Linked DNA regions of Homo sapiens: region 2 is linked to region 1. A link is a loop called in an ENCODE intact Hi-C map of the cell type or tissue named here. Cell type or tissue: CD4-positive, alpha-beta T cell. All regions are shown on one strand. Links, peaks and the distances in the headings refer to the core of each region. The heading gives the core; the rest is flanking DNA. Region 1 holds the start of MKI67 (marker of proliferation Ki-67). Region 2 has its middle 74 kb from the start of LINC01163.

What was found. Hi-C counts contacts between places; a loop is a spot of excess contacts. Peaks named below come from ENCODE experiments on the same cell type or tissue, not always from the same donor. Only the 100,000 strongest peaks of a DNase experiment are listed, where the experiment ranks them.
Region 2: a loop joins it to region 1, with 12 times the contacts of the local background. A loop is called at or near these places in 9 of 110 quality-filtered maps.

Annotation. Positions count from the first base shown.
Region 1 is chr10:128,122,470-128,130,799 of GRCh38, reverse strand. It overlaps MKI67 (marker of proliferation Ki-67), which reads left to right and starts at 4,377. Exons shown (of 15, transcript NM_002417.5): 1 at 4,377-4,701; 2 at 5,044-5,224; 3 at 7,631-7,709; 4 at 7,804-7,919. The coding sequence starts at 5,133. RefSeq lists an enhancer at 3,888-4,117 and a silencer at 4,228-4,597. In CD4-positive, alpha-beta T cell, for the core only: no CTCF peak of the experiment used is centred there; a DNase peak (open chromatin) is centred at 4,199; H3K4me3 peaks cover 2,261 bases; H3K27me3 peaks cover 1,570 bases.
Region 2 is chr10:128,207,818-128,216,147 of GRCh38, reverse strand. No RefSeq gene overlaps it. Among named protein-coding and RNA genes, the nearest start is that of LINC01163, 74 kb to the left of the region's middle. RefSeq lists silencers at 3,981-4,130, 5,460-5,619, 5,710-5,899 and an enhancer at 6,099-6,660. In CD4-positive, alpha-beta T cell, for the core only: CTCF peaks have their summits at 4,069 (motif pointing left), 5,452 (motif pointing left), 5,651, 5,854 and 1 weaker place; DNase peaks (open chromatin) are centred at 4,037, 5,287 and 5,727; H3K4me3 peaks cover 2,022 bases; H3K27ac peaks cover 338 bases.

The DNA.
Region 1 (8,330 bases), core at 103-8,102:
CTTTGGGAGGCTGAGGCAGGCCGATCACCTAAGGTCAGGATTTTGAGACCAGCCTGATCAATAGGATGAAACCCCATCTCTACCCAAAATACAAAAATTAGCTGGGCGTGGTGGCATATGCCTATAGTCCCAGTGACTCGGGAGGGTGAGGCAGGAGAATTGCTTGAACCCAGGAGGTGGAGGTTGCAGTGAGCCGAGATCATGCCCATTGCACTCCAGCCTAGGCAACAGAGCGAGACTCCATCTCAACAACAACAAACAACAACAATAACAGCAAAAACTGCTAATAAAAATTTTAACGAGAATATTTCAGGAAGTGAATGAGTTGTGTTCATCTTCAAATGTGTGAAAAATTATTCAGTGAAAAGATGGGCAGCTTAGTCTTATGTTGCTCTAGACACTATCATCAGGAGCATTGGGTACAAATAGGAAAACAATCAGAGCAGTACATACAGGGAATGTGTATTCTGCAGTCAACATAATTGTTGGAGTTGTTAGAGAGGTTACTAGTGTGTGGAGAGAAGTATGACGAAAGTCCAGTCATGAAGAGTTTTGTTTTGTTTTAGCAGAGATGACTAAGTGATAAGAAATTCATTTGATGCCTGTGTAATGGGGCATTTTGCTATAATGTAAGCTGTTATAATCAGACTTTTCTTGTTCATAGATTGGCAAAGCATCATATTGGATATCTTAGATTACTGACATCTTAAAAAATTAATCAGCCTAATATTTTTAAATGCATTTCTTTTTGAGTTTACTTTTAGTTGAATTTTGAGATTTGTTTCAATCATTATTGGAATTTTGTAGATGTCTTCTGATTTCCCTAGGGAATGCCTTTGTGTCCAAGAACAAGAAACATAACCAATAAAGAACAATACATCCGTAGTTTTCCTATATTAGTAGAAACTATTTAAAGGAGATGAAAATGGAAAGAAGATCATGAAAAAAATAAAACTCCAAAAATGGAGCTACAAAACCGACTTGTAGGTCCAAGATCAATGAAAGTAGAATACGGAAGTCTGGAAGGAACTATACATTGTCCCTGACTTACGTAACAGAGAAGAAAGTTGGGAAGAAAAGTGTGGGCAACCTCCCCACAAGAGACCAGATTAAAAGCCAGGAAGAAGTCTGGGCACGGTGGTTCACGCCTGTAAACCCAGCACTTTGGGAGGCCGAGGCGGACGGATTGCTTGAGGTCAGGCGTTCGAGACCAGCTGGCCAACATGTGAAAACCTGATTCTACTAAAATTACTATATATATATATATATATATAGTAATATATATACTAATTATATATAGTATATATACTCTATATATAATTGTTATATATAGTATATATACTATATATAATTACTATATATACAGTATACTATATATATACACACATACTATATACTATATATAGAGACAGTATACTATATATATACACACATATATATACATATATACATATATATAGCGACAGTATACTATATATATACACACACACACACACACACATACATATATATACACACACACATAATATATATATATATATAAACTGTGCGTGGTGGCTCACACCTGTAGTCCTAGCTACTCAGGGGGCCGAGGCAGGAGAATTGCTTGAACTCAGGAGCCAGAGGTTGCAGTGAGCCAAGACTGTGCCACTGCACTCCAGCCTGGGTGACAGAGTGAGACTCAGTCTCAAAAAAAAAAAAGTGAAACCCCATCTCCACTAAAAATACAAAAAAAAAAAATAGCTGGGCTTAGCAGCAGACACCTGTAATCCCAGCTACTTGGGAGGCTGAGGCAGGAGAATCGCTTGAACCTGGGAGGCGGAGGTTGCAGTAAGCAGAGATTGCACCACTGCACTCCAGCCCGGGGGACAGAGTGAGACTTCATCTCAAAAAAGAAAAACAACAACAGCAACAACAGAAAAGAAGTAACTCAAAATGTTTCAAAGAAGTAACTCAAAATGTTTTTCTTTCTTTCTTCCTTTTTCTTCTCTCTTTCTTTCTTTTTCTCCTCTCTTTTTCTTCTCTCTCTCTTTCTTTCTTTCTTTTTCTTTCTTTCTTTCCTTCGTTCTTTCTTTCTGTCTCTCTCTCTTTTCTATTTTTTTTTTTTGATGGAGTCTCGCTCTGTTGCCCAGGCTGAAGCGCAGTGGCGTGACCTTGGCTTACTGCAACCACTGCCTCCCGGGTTCAAGTGATTCTCCTGCCTCAGCCTTCCGAGTAGCTGGGACTACAGGCGTGTGCCACTACACCCGACTAATTTTTGTATTTTTAGTAGAGATGGGGTTTCACCATATTGGTCAGTCTGGTCTTGAATTCCTGACCTCATGATCCACCCACCTTGGCCTCCCAAAGTGCTGGGATTACAAGCATGAGCCCCTGCGCCTGGCCTAGCACCTTCTAGTTCTAATTAGGCTGCATCCATGAGGGTGGAAGAACTGTCTCTGGAAACAAGCAGTAATTAGGATGAGAAAAGTTGTGTTTTATGGGGTTATGCAGTGGTGGGCTTTGTTTGATCGTTTAATGGGGGAAAACATGGAAACTCATGCCCCCTAAAACGTTTATATAATAGTATCCCCGCACTGAATTTTTCTACGTCAGACTTGGCCCATACAATTTAGAGTTGCTGTCCTGTGCTTTTATGTTGCTTTCCCAGTTTCTCTATTTCCATCAGCAGCTGATATCTTTGTAGTTGCTCTAGAGCAGAGGGCTCAGTCTTTTCAATCTTGTGGTCCCTTTACACTCTTAAGAATTATTGAGAACCACCAGGAATTTTTGTTAATGTGGATGGGTTATATCTAGCTATATTTATATATTTTAAGTTAAGGCTAAGGAATTTAAAAATATTCATTTATTGATTCATTTTAAGATAGTGATGCACCTATTTCATGCTAACACCAATAACTTATTTTTATGGAAAAAAAACAACAAAATGAAAACAGCGCTTTAGTTCACATTTTTGCAAATCTCTGTAATACCTGGTTGAAACGGAGACAGTGGGAGTCTCCTCACTGCTTCTGCATTTGCAGAACCACACCCCACACTCTTGGGAGCATGAGAATGAGAAGGGCAAGTAACACAGAGGGTCATTAGATAAATGGTTTTGACCTTATGGACTCTCTGAAAGGAATAGGAAGTCCTCAGGGGTCCCCTGCATCGAGGCCTCCCTGATCAAGGGAGCCAAGCTCCAAGGGTTGCTGGGGAGCTGGAGGAGGTGAGATGGGGCAGAGAGGCCGTTGTCACCAAAAGCGTGTTTAGGCTCCATTCACTTCACCCCAGGTGGCCTACTGAGCCCACATGGCCACCAGCGCAACTGAAGCAGACCCCGATAGAATCCTGTGTAGAATTATTTTAGGATTCACCCATCTTGGCATGCACAAGCCATTTCAATTGAAGAATGTTTTCTAATAACAAAACATTGTAAACCTAAGTATGTGGCAATAGTAATGATTAAGTAAATTATGGTTTCCCGAAGCCCAGTGCTCTGCAGCCATCAGAGAGTAAAAGCGAGAATGTGTTCAGTGGAGATAGCCTCAGGATATTTAAAAGCAGAGAGCACAAAGTATAGAATCGTGTTGTGTATGTTATGACCTTTTTTTCTGTGCTTTTGAAAAAGAGAATACACGTATAGCAGGAAAAGACACACCAAACTACTTTATATAATTGGTTGTTTTTGTGTTTGGTAAGATGTATGCACTGAAGAGGAAGGTTTCGATTTTTTTTTTTTTTTTTTTTTTTTTTTTGAGACAGGGCTTTGCTCTGTCGCCCAGGCTGGAGTGCAGTGGCGCGATCTCAGCTCACTGCAGCCTCGACCGCCCCGGCTCAAGCGATCCTCCCACCTCAGCTGTCCCAGTAGCTAGAACTACAGGGGCGCCACCACGCCTGGCGAATTTTTTGTAGAGATGGGTTCTCTCCAGGTGGCCCAGGCTGGTTCTGAACTCCCGGGCTCAAGGGATCTTCCTGCTTCAGCTTCCCAAAGTGCGGGGATTACCGGCGTGAGCCACCGCGTCCCGCCTGTTTTTAATTTTTAGCAGTTTTAAATCTTCTGGCAATGAGTAATGTTATAGTGTCCCAGATGTTTGGTCCTTTAAGAAAAGGATAGCAGGACGGGTTATCTCGGTGGGAGCGTGTTCCACCTCTGCCCTCCGCCAGCCGCCCTCGCCGGGGATGCACCCAGGTATTTTCCTCCGGATGCGTGAGTGGCTCGCCCGCGGACACGCCAGCCCCGCCCCGCGAGCCCGGTTTCCCCGCCCCCTCCCCGCCCACGCCCTGCGCTCCCTTCCTATTGGTCCCATGCCGCGCTTTCCCGTTCAATCGCAGCGCTTAGCGCCAGAATTTGAATCTTCGTTTTCGTTTGAATTGGGCGGGCGCGCCGGGCTGGAAGAAGGAAGTGGAGGGCTGACGCTGCGGGCGGGCGGGCGGGCGGGAGGACTCGACTCGGTGGGAGCCGCTAGAGCCGGGCGCCCGGGGACGTAGCCTGTAGGGCCACCGGGTCCCCGTCAGAGGCGGCGGCGGGAGCAGCGGGGACTGCAGGCCGGGGTGCAGCGAACGCGACCCCGCGGGCTGCGGCCCGGTGTGTGCGGAGCGTGGCGGGCGCAGCTTACCGGGCGGAGGTGAGCGCGGCGCCGGCTCCTCCTGCGGCGGACTTTGGGTGCGACTTGACGAGCGGTGGTTCGACAAGTGGCCTTGCGGGCCGGATCGTCCCAGGTGAGCTGCGGCCGGGACTCCTGGGAGCTGTCCGGGGTCGAGGGCTGAGCCGCGGGGACCCCCCGAGCTCTGCGGGGACGGGCAGGGGACAGACGCGCGGCCTGGGCCCGACTCCTCCTGGGCTCTGGCGAGGGCGTCTCGGTGGAAGCTCCCAGGAGGCGCAGGCGCTGGCGACAACACCCCAGCTGCCGGACTTTGGGGCGCCGGGGGCTGCGGTCGGATCGTCCTGGGGTCCCCGCTAGCTAGCTGCGGTGTGCGCTTCTGTGGCCGGGGATAGGTGAATTGGGCACGGGGCCCTTCTTAGCTCCTTTGCTATCAGAGTAACTCGCACCTCTTTTGCAGTGGAAGAGTTGTAAATTTGCTTCTGGCCTTCCCCTACGGATTATACCTGGCCTTCCCCTACGGATTATACTCAACTTACTGTTTAGAAAATGTGGCCCACGAGACGCCTGGTTACTATCAAAAGGAGCGGGGTCGACGGTCCCCACTTTCCCCTGAGCCTCAGCACCTGCTTGTTTGGAAGGTGAGCCCCGCGGGCGCGCGCGGACGTTTTAGCTGAGAAAGAGGAAAATACCTTAGTCACAGAATAAAGTCCAGAAACGCGCTCTAGGATTGGGTCCTGCCGTCACTTTTCCTTGGTGCTTCTCCCATTCGTTACTAAGTTGACATAGTTGTGTTTTTTTGTTTTGTAAGTATAAATTTGATGCTAGTTTGTATGTTTAAGTGGTTTTAAAAATCAAGCCAATTAAAAAAATCGATTTGCTAATGTTGCGGTAAAGAAAGATGTAGATGATCTTCATATGTCACTGGCTGCAGGCAGGCGTCTGAAGACACTGTGCGCCCCCGGGTGCCTCCACAGTGGGCATCCCTGGCCACTGGGGACACAGAGAATGAAGGAAGGAAGCCATACACTTGTCTCTTGGCTCCTTGTGGCAATAGGAAAATGGGACAGAAAGTCTTCCTGCCTGGAATTCGAGAACGTTTCCTCTTATATTGCTGTCCTGTTTGGTGGTGGTAATAACCCTGTCCCTGTATAACAGGTATAGTTGCTGACAGTGCCCCATCAGCCTCTGACATGTGTCCCACTAGAGGCCTGAGAAGGGGGGTCATTTCCCGTGTGGTCATTTCCCAGACCACACGGGATTCAGGCCTCACCCTGTCCTCCCAACCCCATCCCGGCCTCACCCTGTCCTCCCAACCCCATCCCCTACCTTGTTCCTCCCGCCTAAGGCATTCCAAGCCTTTGTTCACCTTGGTACTTCTTACACACTTGGAAGTTTACAATGGGAAAGTTCTCCCCTTCCTCAAGCTTGTGTGATTTCCATCATTCAGGCATCAGGTGAAATGTCACCTCTGAGGAAGCCTTGCATGAAAACTTGTATTTCCAACCCCACAGCTTCAGGGGTGAGTTGTGGGTTTGTCTCCCACTAGGCTGAGCTCCCCAAAGGCAAAGACTGTCTTGTTACTAATCACGTGTGTAGGGCCAGGGATGGTGTCTGGCATAGGGGGTGTGATCAATACCTAGCATTCTGGCAAGGGTCAGTAGAAACATGGGCTGGAGCCATGGATTTGCAATCTCTTGAGAACAGTGGTTCTCACAGGAGGGTCATCTAACCTTCCAGGATTCATTTGAATTTCCATGTCACAATATAGGACAGGGGCATGCGCTGTCATCGCGGAGGAGAGGTCAGGGTGGGCATCCTACCAGGCTCAGGGCAGCCCCCACAATACAGAAGCATCTGGCCCAAGATGTCAACAGTGCCAAAGCTCAGAAACACCCATCTATAGTCGTCCTCCTGCCAAACAAATTCTCAGTTGTAAGGGATAGTCTTTCCTTTGCTCTGATGTCCTGTTACCTTAAAATCAAATTATTTTATTGGGGTTAAGGAAGCTTTTCACTTTCCATAGATACCTTTCTCTTGAAAAGGAAAAATATAAACATTTCATCTCCAGTGGCAGTCCTTTTGCTTTTTTATACAGTACTCCTTGAATATATCTTCATGCAAGATTTTATAATTTAGAAATAATTCCTAAGTGTTTGGTCACATGACCTGGGTAGGAAGAGAGATTCTTAGACTCCAAAGGTTCAGATGGAGAACAGACAGGCCATTGCATAGTTTATTCAAATTTTTAAGATCACAGGCTAGAACAGGAACACTGAAGACTCCAAGAACCTACTAACAAACTCTTCTGATTATTAGTTTGTATAGGTTTAGGAATTGTCTCTTCTGCTACTTTGCCATGGTGTTAGCTTTCTGTGGAAAAACAAGTTGAATTTAGATTTTTTTTTTGTGTCGCTTGCAAATTAGTATTTTTATTGTTTAGAGACTTGAATCTGTCAGTAAATTCAGTGTAGTTTTAAAACAACAATGAAAAGCTTACCCATAATGAGCATTTACTATGTGCTAGGCAAATTAGTGACATGTACAACCATTTAATTGAACATCACATGATGTAGGTTCTAATGTAATTTCTTTATTGTATATGAAGAAACTGATGCACAGAAGTGCTAGCATCAAATAAGCACATTTGGGGATGATTAAACCTCTAAACATATTTAACATTACAAACAAACGTTTTTGAAAAAGCACAGAGTATTAAAAATAGTCATTATCCAAAATTGATGTAAGTATTCCTTTGTGTCTTTTAAGTATAGCTTTTCATATAAAAGGTAATTCGATTTGTGTTCTAGTGTTTTCCCTTGTTTTTACATACTCTCTGTTTTAAAGATCTAATAGTTACATGTTTAATACTTCCAAAAGTTCTTTGCAAAATGCAAGATCGTTTACATTGCCCATTTTGTTTGTTACTCCTTTATGTCATATTTACAGATCAAACATTCTAGTCAAATTGTGTTTTATTTTGGGAAATTGAGGTAATCTTTTAAAAAGTTGCAGCAACCAAAAAAACCTTCTTCTTTTGCATGAAGGGGTATTGAATGTGACATCCGTATCCAGCTTCCTGTTGTGTCAAAACAACATTGCAAAATTGAAATCCATGAGCAGGAGGTGAGTGGGTTTTTTGAAGATCTACTTTTAAAGCTTTTTAGTTCACTTTTAATCTGTTCATTAGTTACATATTTCCCCTTCTTTTCACTTGCAGGCAATATTACATAATTTCAGTTCCACAAATCCAACACAAGTAAATGGGTCTGTTATTGATGAGCCTGTACGGCTAAAACATGGAGATGTAATAACTATTATTGATCGTTCCTTCAGGTAGGTAAAAGCTGATTGGTCTAACAGTAAATGTCATCTTCTGATTAACCATAAACTAGTGTCAAAGTCAACTGTCATTCTTCTTTAATGTTCATGGATGTCAAAGTATTTCAGGTTTTCATTCTCAACACTAATCTTAATTTAAAAGGATATGGATCTAGGAAGATGACTAATTGGGACAAAATGTGATGGAATTCAAGGATTTGGGTGCAAATAATTATGCAGAGGGAGGTTGACCTTGTCCTAAAGGAGTTTGTTATTTTCTTCCAAGTGTTTTGAAACTGCATGAGATTTTTCTATTCTTTTTTATTTTAAAGCAAAATATACACAGAGAAAAAGGTACAAAACAAGATGGACAGGTCAATTTATCATGTGAACACCCTTTTGATCACCACCTATTATGGACTGATT
Region 2 (8,330 bases), core at 74-8,073, 85 kb before region 1:
CTCCGAGCCATTCTCTGCATTCGTAGCGGGGCCCTCTGCCCTCTGCCCTCCACCTGCCCTGGCCACCCCCCCCCTCCACTGTGTGTGCCAAGAACCCAGGACCCTGCTGTCCCTGGTCTGCCATGACAGGTCTCTCTGCAGGCCCACTGCCTCCTGTTCTGCATGTTCGGGCCCCACTGTCAGCCAACCCTTGCCTGGGAATCCTACCCCGATCCCACCTAACACAGCAGCTCAGAACCCCCAGTCAGTGCGTTCAGGGAATCCCTCCACCCACGGCCAGGAAAGGGCCTTGGTTTGTGTCCCTGGAATAAGACAAAGAGCTGAACAGGCTGAACAAAACTCCCGTGGATCAAATCTTAACTCTCTGTAATTCTCTTTGGTTAGTAGGGAAAGGCCCACACGGTATCTTCATCTAAAATCAAACCAGAAGAGTCCCTCTCGGTGTCCCAGGGCGCAACTTCCTGTAAGGCTAGCGAATAGGATACACCCAACCCCCAGGACGCTGGTCAAGGATGCAGGGCAAAAGGTCTACAATTACTATCATGTTCTATTCACTCTGAGCACAGAAGGCTCTGGCAAAGCAGCTAATTAGAAGCACGGGGCTTTATCTGTAAGGGACATTCCATCGGTGTTTAAACGATGCTGGGCTGGAGTTGGAGACTGGACACTGGTTGCTTAGTATTTCCTGTAGGGAGAAGGAAGCAGAATAATTGTTTTGAGGAAAAATAATCACCTGGGGACTCTGCATGCCCAGGAAGTCTGACAAGACCAAGTAGGAGCGAACACACAAAAGCTGCCTGGACTGCTTCTTTCTCATGTGAGCTTCTGCCAGGTCTCTGGGGTCTCAGATCAGAGATCAAGGTCTCTTCTGGAGGACTTTGGAGAAGAAAGGAATGTGAGACTCTCGGAAGGAAGAGCACGACCTTGACCTCAGAAAGTCCTCACTCAACCCCCAGTGACCCCCGAGATGAAGGCCCTGCCTTTCCCAGGCACCTTTGGACTAGAGGCTCCGACAGCGTGCACTTACCCGAGCCCGGCAGAACCAGCCTCTTGCAGAACCAGGTGCAAGGTACAAGCAAGGAGAGAAGGAGACAGAAAGAGGATTTAAAACTTTGCTCATAGATATTCTTCCAGTGCTGTTGAATACGGCTCCTTTGTTTGTTTCGACAATGGATCTTATCTTTTGGTGAAGGCTGTGTTCAGGACTATTATTACCCTATATGAAAGGCTTGCCGGCTTTCTTCCCACTTGTTCAGCGGCACCGGAGTGGCAGAGCAAATTTAATCGAAGAACCAGCTCCTGGGAGAGTCTTCCGAGACTCTCCCCTTCCTCCTAATGCTGTTATCTCCCCTTCCTTGTGTTGGGGAAGCATAAAAATCACAAAAAAGTCATTCTGAGTATATTCTTCCCGATAATTATTGTCAGGCTCAGAGATAAGTGCCCTACGTGATGTAACGTGTGTTAGGCAGACCCCCGAATGCAAATCCTGCTTCGGTGGCCGCCAGACAATGCTCTCCCCCACATCGCTGGGGCCTCCGCATTTTGCCACAGACAAGAGAGCGCTTTGATTTTTTGTGTTTTGATAAGGCGCAATCTGGGGGCCTTTATCTCCACTGTTATATTTAAAGATGACATTCTGGCCCTGCCGTCTTACCTATTGTTTTGACCCTGATTATCTCCGAATGTTGTTGTTTAGTCAACCACCAGCCTCTATCTTCTCAGCATTCACCAGCTTAATGAAAGGCCTGCTCCCAATTTAAGGAAAATTATTTAAATGCAGAGTATCCTATACACCATGGTTTCCAAAAGAACTAGGTGGTTAATCAAAAGTTAATTGTATAATTCTCATGCAGATTAGGGCCTCTCGCAAATGAATCCCAGGTTGTGATTATTAAAAAAAAAAGGGAGAGTGTGGAGCAATGCACAGAGGCCCACAGTCTGGTAAACAATCAGCCCCGGTTTAATTTGTGGTAAACAAAGTGATGATACACTAGGGGTCTCCAAAGGAGAAAAAAAGGTGAAAATAAATTAAAGCACAACATACAGATATGATCTTTTTGTTTGAGGCCATCTTTCAAAAACATTAGCTAAATGAATAAAAGGCAACCCATTAATATTTACCGGAAGCCGGGAACTGTACAAAGACCCGCAAGTCCATAATTATACTGCAATTTTAGGTGGGGGCCTGGGCAGCAGGTGGCCACTCTCCTCCACCACAGTGGCTTCCACTGCTGCCCCCTCCGCGGAAAGTGAGATAATGTCCACGTCCCTCCTCGAGGTCTAGGGGCAGCACACCTGACTACCTTGCTTTGTCTTCCAAGTGAATGTCAAACCTGCCCTGCCTGGGGGATGGTTGGTGGTGAATAGTCTGCATCCGATCAGAAATTGGCAGCCAGTCCCCACTGCAGGCTCCTAGAAGAGGTGGGGGGTGTTTGCAGGGGGCGAAGATCTGCTGGAATGTGGAGAAAGAAGGGGCCTGAGAAGCTTCTTCCTTGGTCCTCATGGAGCATGGAGCCAAGGCTCTGCCTAGCAGGGGTGACCGCAGCCTCGCCCGCATTTCTAGCAGAATGAACACAGTTCCAACGGCCTCCACCCCTAGGGAAGACACGAGTCTGATCATCTCTCTGTTGAGTTACGTGGGGTGGGGACAAGTCTCTGGACAGGTAGAACCACCAGCCTCTGGGCAATGGGAAGCGTTCCGGGCCCTGCATCCTTCTCCTCAGGTGCTTTCATATAGCAGGGATTCCATGACAGAATCCTGGGACAGGTTGGAAGTATTTTTGCCAAGATAAGTTGTGGAAATCAGCTGTGGGGCTGCACATTCTGGCAGCTCTCCTGACATGCTGCATTAATGCGTAAGTTTCCTTGCTCCCAGATTCCAGGCTGAATTTTAAAAGAATGAAATAAGTCTTCCCACTCTCCAACCGAACAACTCTGTCCCTGCTTGGAGGAAACAACACTGAAGACCGTGAATAGAGAGAAGGGTCACTCTGGCTAGCTCATTCTGTGACCCTCCCAGGAAGGGCTCCTAGTCTGCCCCATCCACCCACCGCCCGGTGGGGCCAATCCCAGAGCCGTCACTCCCAAGGCAGCAGCCTTCCATTCCTCTTATTTCCACCACTGCACGGAAAGGAGGCCAAGATCTAACCAATTCCTGGGAAGCTGCGCTGGTGTCTCCACAGCCGACACACAGCCTCCTTCTCAGGCAGTGGCTGCGTTTTCTTTCCCCGTTTGTTGTGCCTGTCTCCTGGGGCACCATAACTAAGTCCCACAAACTGGGTGGCTTAAAACAGAAATTCATTGTCTCACAGCTTAGGAGATAGAAGTCCAAAACCAAGGCGTCAGCAGGGCCTTGCTTCCTCTGAGGCCTCTAGGAGAGGACGCTTCCTGCCTCTTCCAGCTCCTGGTGGCACCAGGAGCTCCCTGTCTTGTGGCCACACGACTCCAGTCTCTTCCTCCACCGTCACACAGCGTTCTCCCTGTGTGTCTCTGTGTCTTTGCAGGGCTGTCTTTTTATCAGGGCACCAGCCATTGGGTTAAGGACCCAGGGACCCACTCTACTCCCGTATGACCTCATCGTAACTAATTAAATTTGCAAACAACCTGCTCAAAACAAGGTCCCGTTCTGAGGTGCTGGCTTAGGACTCGGACATATCTTTAGAGGGGTGGGAGGGGAGATGCAATTCAACCCACAGCAAAGCAGTGGGGCTCTGGCTTGAATGCAGCCTCTGTCATGAGCGACCTGATTCCACCTCGCACCCTCCACTGATGTGAGCCATCTCTCCCTGGATGCTAGTTACAGCCTCAAAGAACGCCCCTTGGGGCTGCAGACAGAACTCCGCCCTCATGGAAGAAGCTGCCGGCAAGTGCTGGGCAGAGGGACTAGCTGGGAGGAAATGAAAGCAATTCCTCCAAGATGCTGTCCTCGGGGAGCAGCCTGGCCACCCTGCCTGAAATTGCTGCCGCTGACACCTGCAAGCAAGAAGCTCCTCCGGCCGGGGCTGGCTCCGCCCACTTCTCAGGCCCCGCTGGGCCTCCCGCGGCCGCAGACGCGCGCCCTCTGGCGGCCCCGTCTGGACGCACACGGCCTTGTCCATAGCCCGGGCTAGATGAACTCCCAGCCCCGCCGGCTGGTGACACAGGTGGCACCTCTGCCATCGTGGAAAACCTGCAAACTGACTTTTCAAACTAGCCACCCCGTCCCTCTCAGGCAATACCAAACAGCTGGTAATTCATGCAGAGCAAACTACCACGTCTTAATAACGGAGAAGAGCCCCGGCTCCTAAACGGGACTGTGGAAGGCCGACTCCCTGGGCCGCAGCAGCAGAATTTTATTTCTCAGGACTTTCATGGGCTCTCAATCAGGCCACCGCAGCCACCTCATACATCTTAATAAACCTTACATCAGAGAGAAAGCTTTGAAACGAAATTGTCCAGTAATACGCACTTTCCAATCGAAACACATGGGAGTCTTTAAATATTTACCGCACATAAATAAAGCATGCTATGTAGCTGGCGCTTCTTAGCACCTACGCATGCCACGTATCAATGGACGCTGGATGTCAATATTGATGTATAAATAATAATATTAAGCACAGAAATACACCGCGCCGGGAGAGGTCTAATCGCACTGTCCCCTGGAAATAAACGTTTCTCAGGGCTGTTTCTGAAGGTGGGATATTTGTCTCCCTCCTCACTTGACCCTGAGGGGATGGAGGGCAAGGTGGAGAATGCCCTGAGCAGACACCGGTGCACCGCAGTGCACAGCCAGGGGTGCCACTCCTCCACCTCCGGAGAGACCGGGCGAGGCATCCGCAACCGCGTCAGAGCCTGGCAGCGGCCTGGCAGCATCCCCTGCCCTGGGCCTCGCTAAGGTTCCATGAGGGGTGCGTGGAGCTGGAGAAGAAAGGTGCGAATTCTGCGCTTCCCCGAGGTAGCCCCGGGCGAGCAGGGGGCCAGCTCCAGAGCCTCGGGCCACTGCGCCATTCCTCCCCCTGCGGGAGCTGCTGCTCCAAGGCTGTCCCTGCTGCTCCCGGGGGAAAGGGCAGGGCCGCCGCGGTGGGCGCTGAGCAGGTGGGCTCCAGTCGCCCCTGACTCCCAGGCTGCGCTCCCTGCCAGGCCCGGAGGATGCGCCCGGGGGAGGCGCCCTGGAGGCCGCGCGGGCACCGGAAGCCTGGGGGTGGGCCCCACCCGCGGACAGGTCCTGCTCTTCAGGCTGAGAGTGTGGGCATCACCCGCGAAGACGCCCCGTGGGACAGCAGGGGCGCTGTTCACCCCACCTGTGGGATCGCAGCGGGGGTTGGAGGGAAGGGGGCGTCAGAGATCCCCGGGGCCCCAGGGGTGCCCGGGGCCCCGCGGGAACGCGCAACGCGGCGGGGCGGAGGTGGGGCGTGGCCGGGACAGGCAGGGGCCGCAGGAACTCGCCCCTTCCTCAGCAGTTTAGCCCGCGGAGAAGCGGCACCGCGCCCCCCACTGACGAGGAAACGGGGGCGCCTAAAGGCCCCGGGGTGCTCGCAGAGAAGCGCAGCGCTCCGCTCCCCGGGCCGCGCGGCCCAACCTCCGGAGGGACTGCCCGGGACGTGGACGTGGAGTCTCGCGGCCGCCCCTGGCCCGCGGCCACCCTCCCTGTGTGCTTGAGAAACGGAACCCAGAGGCCTGGCCCGCTCTAGTGGGAGCAGAGACGCCACCCGCGGGCGAGCGGAAGCCTCCCGTGTCCGTGTCCCCGTCCCCTCCCCGTCCCCGTCCCGTCCCCTCCCCGTCCCCGTCCCGTCCCCGCCCCGCCCGGGAAGGCGCGCTCGCCCTCTGGCGGCCGGCCCTGGAAGGGACGCCGTCCGCGGCCGGACTCCACTCCCGTCCATCAAACCAACAAGGTCAAATGCAATCTATTTGTAAAGGCCGCCTCTGATTACTGTGGCAACTGGAGACATCACTGAACCCAAAGTGTGATTAAGCTGCTCCTTGTTCCATATTAATTTGGGAAGGAAAACAGCTTCATTCTCGCTTTTCCACACTCCCTCCTCTGTGCAGGGCATGCCCTCGCTGGCGGGGCTTCCAAGCCCAGGCTCTCCTCCCACGCGGGCCCTGCGGGCTTCCGCAGGCAGCACGGGACAGGGCCGCAGACTCTCAGGCAGCCTGTGGTATGATGAACTGGTCTGCAAGCAAAGAGCCCACCTCCTCAATATTCGTGGGCACTTCCCTTTGAGGGAAGGTCCTGGGGCCGGGCTGCAGTTTCAGGCCCAGCGCAGCAGTCTGCTCCCCCAGGAGCTTGCGCAAAGCCCTTCAGCCCTGTGCCCTATTTCCTCAATGCAGAAGGACATAGAGCCCCACGGGACTATGTGAGAATTAAATGGGAGAATCCATGAAAGGCACTCTTTAAAAATAAACTTAAGGCCAGGCGCGGTGGCTCACACTTGTAATCCCAGCACTTTGGGAGGCCGAGGCGGGCAGATCAAGAGGTCAGGAGATCAAGACCATCCTGGCTAACACCGTAAAACCCCGTCTCTACTAAAAATACAAAAAATTAGCCGGGCGTGGTGGCGGGCGCCTGTAGTCCCAGCTACTCGGGAGGCTGAGGCAGGAGAATGGCGTGAACCCAGGAGGCGGAGCTTACAGTGAGCCGAGATCGCGCCACTGCATTCCAGCGACAGAGCGAGACTCTGTCTCAAAATAAATAAATTTAAAGTTTTTACTTAGAATGGTTTTATAGAAAAGTTGCAGGTAGTACAGAGGTTATCCTTCCCGTTGCCGACATCTTACATGAGTGTGGCACACCCCGCACCACCAGTGAGCCAATATTGATACACTATTATCAGCTGAAGCCCTTCGTTTATTCCCATTTTTTTTTTTTCATTTTTAACTAACGTCCTTTTCCTGCTCCAGGATCCCAGATCACATCTGGTCCTCCTGTTTCCCTAGGCTCTTCTTGGTGATGTCTTCTCTGACTTCCCTTGTTTTTAGTGACCTTGGCAGTTTTGAGGAGTACTAGTCAGCTGTTTTGTAGAATGTCTGTCAACTTGGGTTGGTTTTTCTGACGTTTTTCTGATGATTAGATTGGGGTTAAGGGGCTTGGGGTTCCGTTCACACGATATCATATCAACAGTGCATACTCTCAGCATGTCCACAGCATAGATCATTGTTGACCCTGATCGCCTGGTTGAGATAGTGTTTGTCAGGTTTCTCCGATGTAAAGTGACTCTTTTTCCCTCTTTCCAGGCTGTCCTCTCTGGAAGGAAGTCATTCTGCACAGCCCACACTTACTCAGCTGGGAGTTAGGCGGCACCTCCTGGAGGGTGGAGTGTCTACGTAGATTATTTAGAATTCTTCTGCAGGCAAGATGTGCCTTTCCTCCTCCATTTATTTAATCAGCCATCTATATCAGCATGGACTCATGGGTATTTGTTTTACACTTTAAGTCTTAATTCGGTGCTTTTTTTTATTGACTTGTTCTTAGCTTTGGCCATTGGGAGGTCTTTCAGTTCCTTCCTGTGTTCCTTTAACATAGCCTTAGCATTCTGCTTTTTGAGCACTGACTTCCTTCCTGGCACTACCAGATCCTCCAGGCTCGTCTTGTATATTTCCTGCCCCAGTCCCAGAATTGCCCATTGCTGTAAGCAACTCTGTTTCCCTTTATTGGAAAACGGTATTATAAACCAAGCTCTGGACACAGAGCATACTTGTTGCAATTGGGGGTCATTGCTTCAAGAGGGACTTTTAAAAATCTAGCACACACTAACTGCTCAATAATTGTTGGTTATCAATATTATTAGTACATAGTAGACATTGTACTAAGGGCAGGGGATGTAACTAGCATGTGGAATCAGTCCTCACTGTACTCACAGCCTGGGGGCAAATATGCACTTGTGAAAAACTCTGCTGCACTGTGAGAAGGGCTTTGATGGATACCCAAGGTGTTCAGGGGCACAATAAAGCGGCATTAGAAATGCCACAGAGGACCATGGATGTAAATTATCCTCCGCTGGACTGTTACATGAAAGAAGCAAGCTAAACAATAACATGAATTGTATGATCCCAACTTTGTCATATAAATGAGTGTGTGTGTGTGTGTGTGTGTGTGTGTGTGTGCATTCCAGGAGGTAATTTTTATTTCTAGTATTGTATAGTATGTGGAAGTAACTGGTATAGTTGCCGTGATATGCACTATCCTTACCTCTGAGTGGTGGTATTATAGGTAAGTTCTATGTATTCCTTTTTGTGCTTATCTAAATTTTCTGAAATAAATTCATGAGTATGTCCAACTTCTTTAAACGAATGTTTGGAAGCTAGAAGAAAGGAGCTGGTTTGCTTTCTAGCCAGAAGGTTCCACGGGTCCC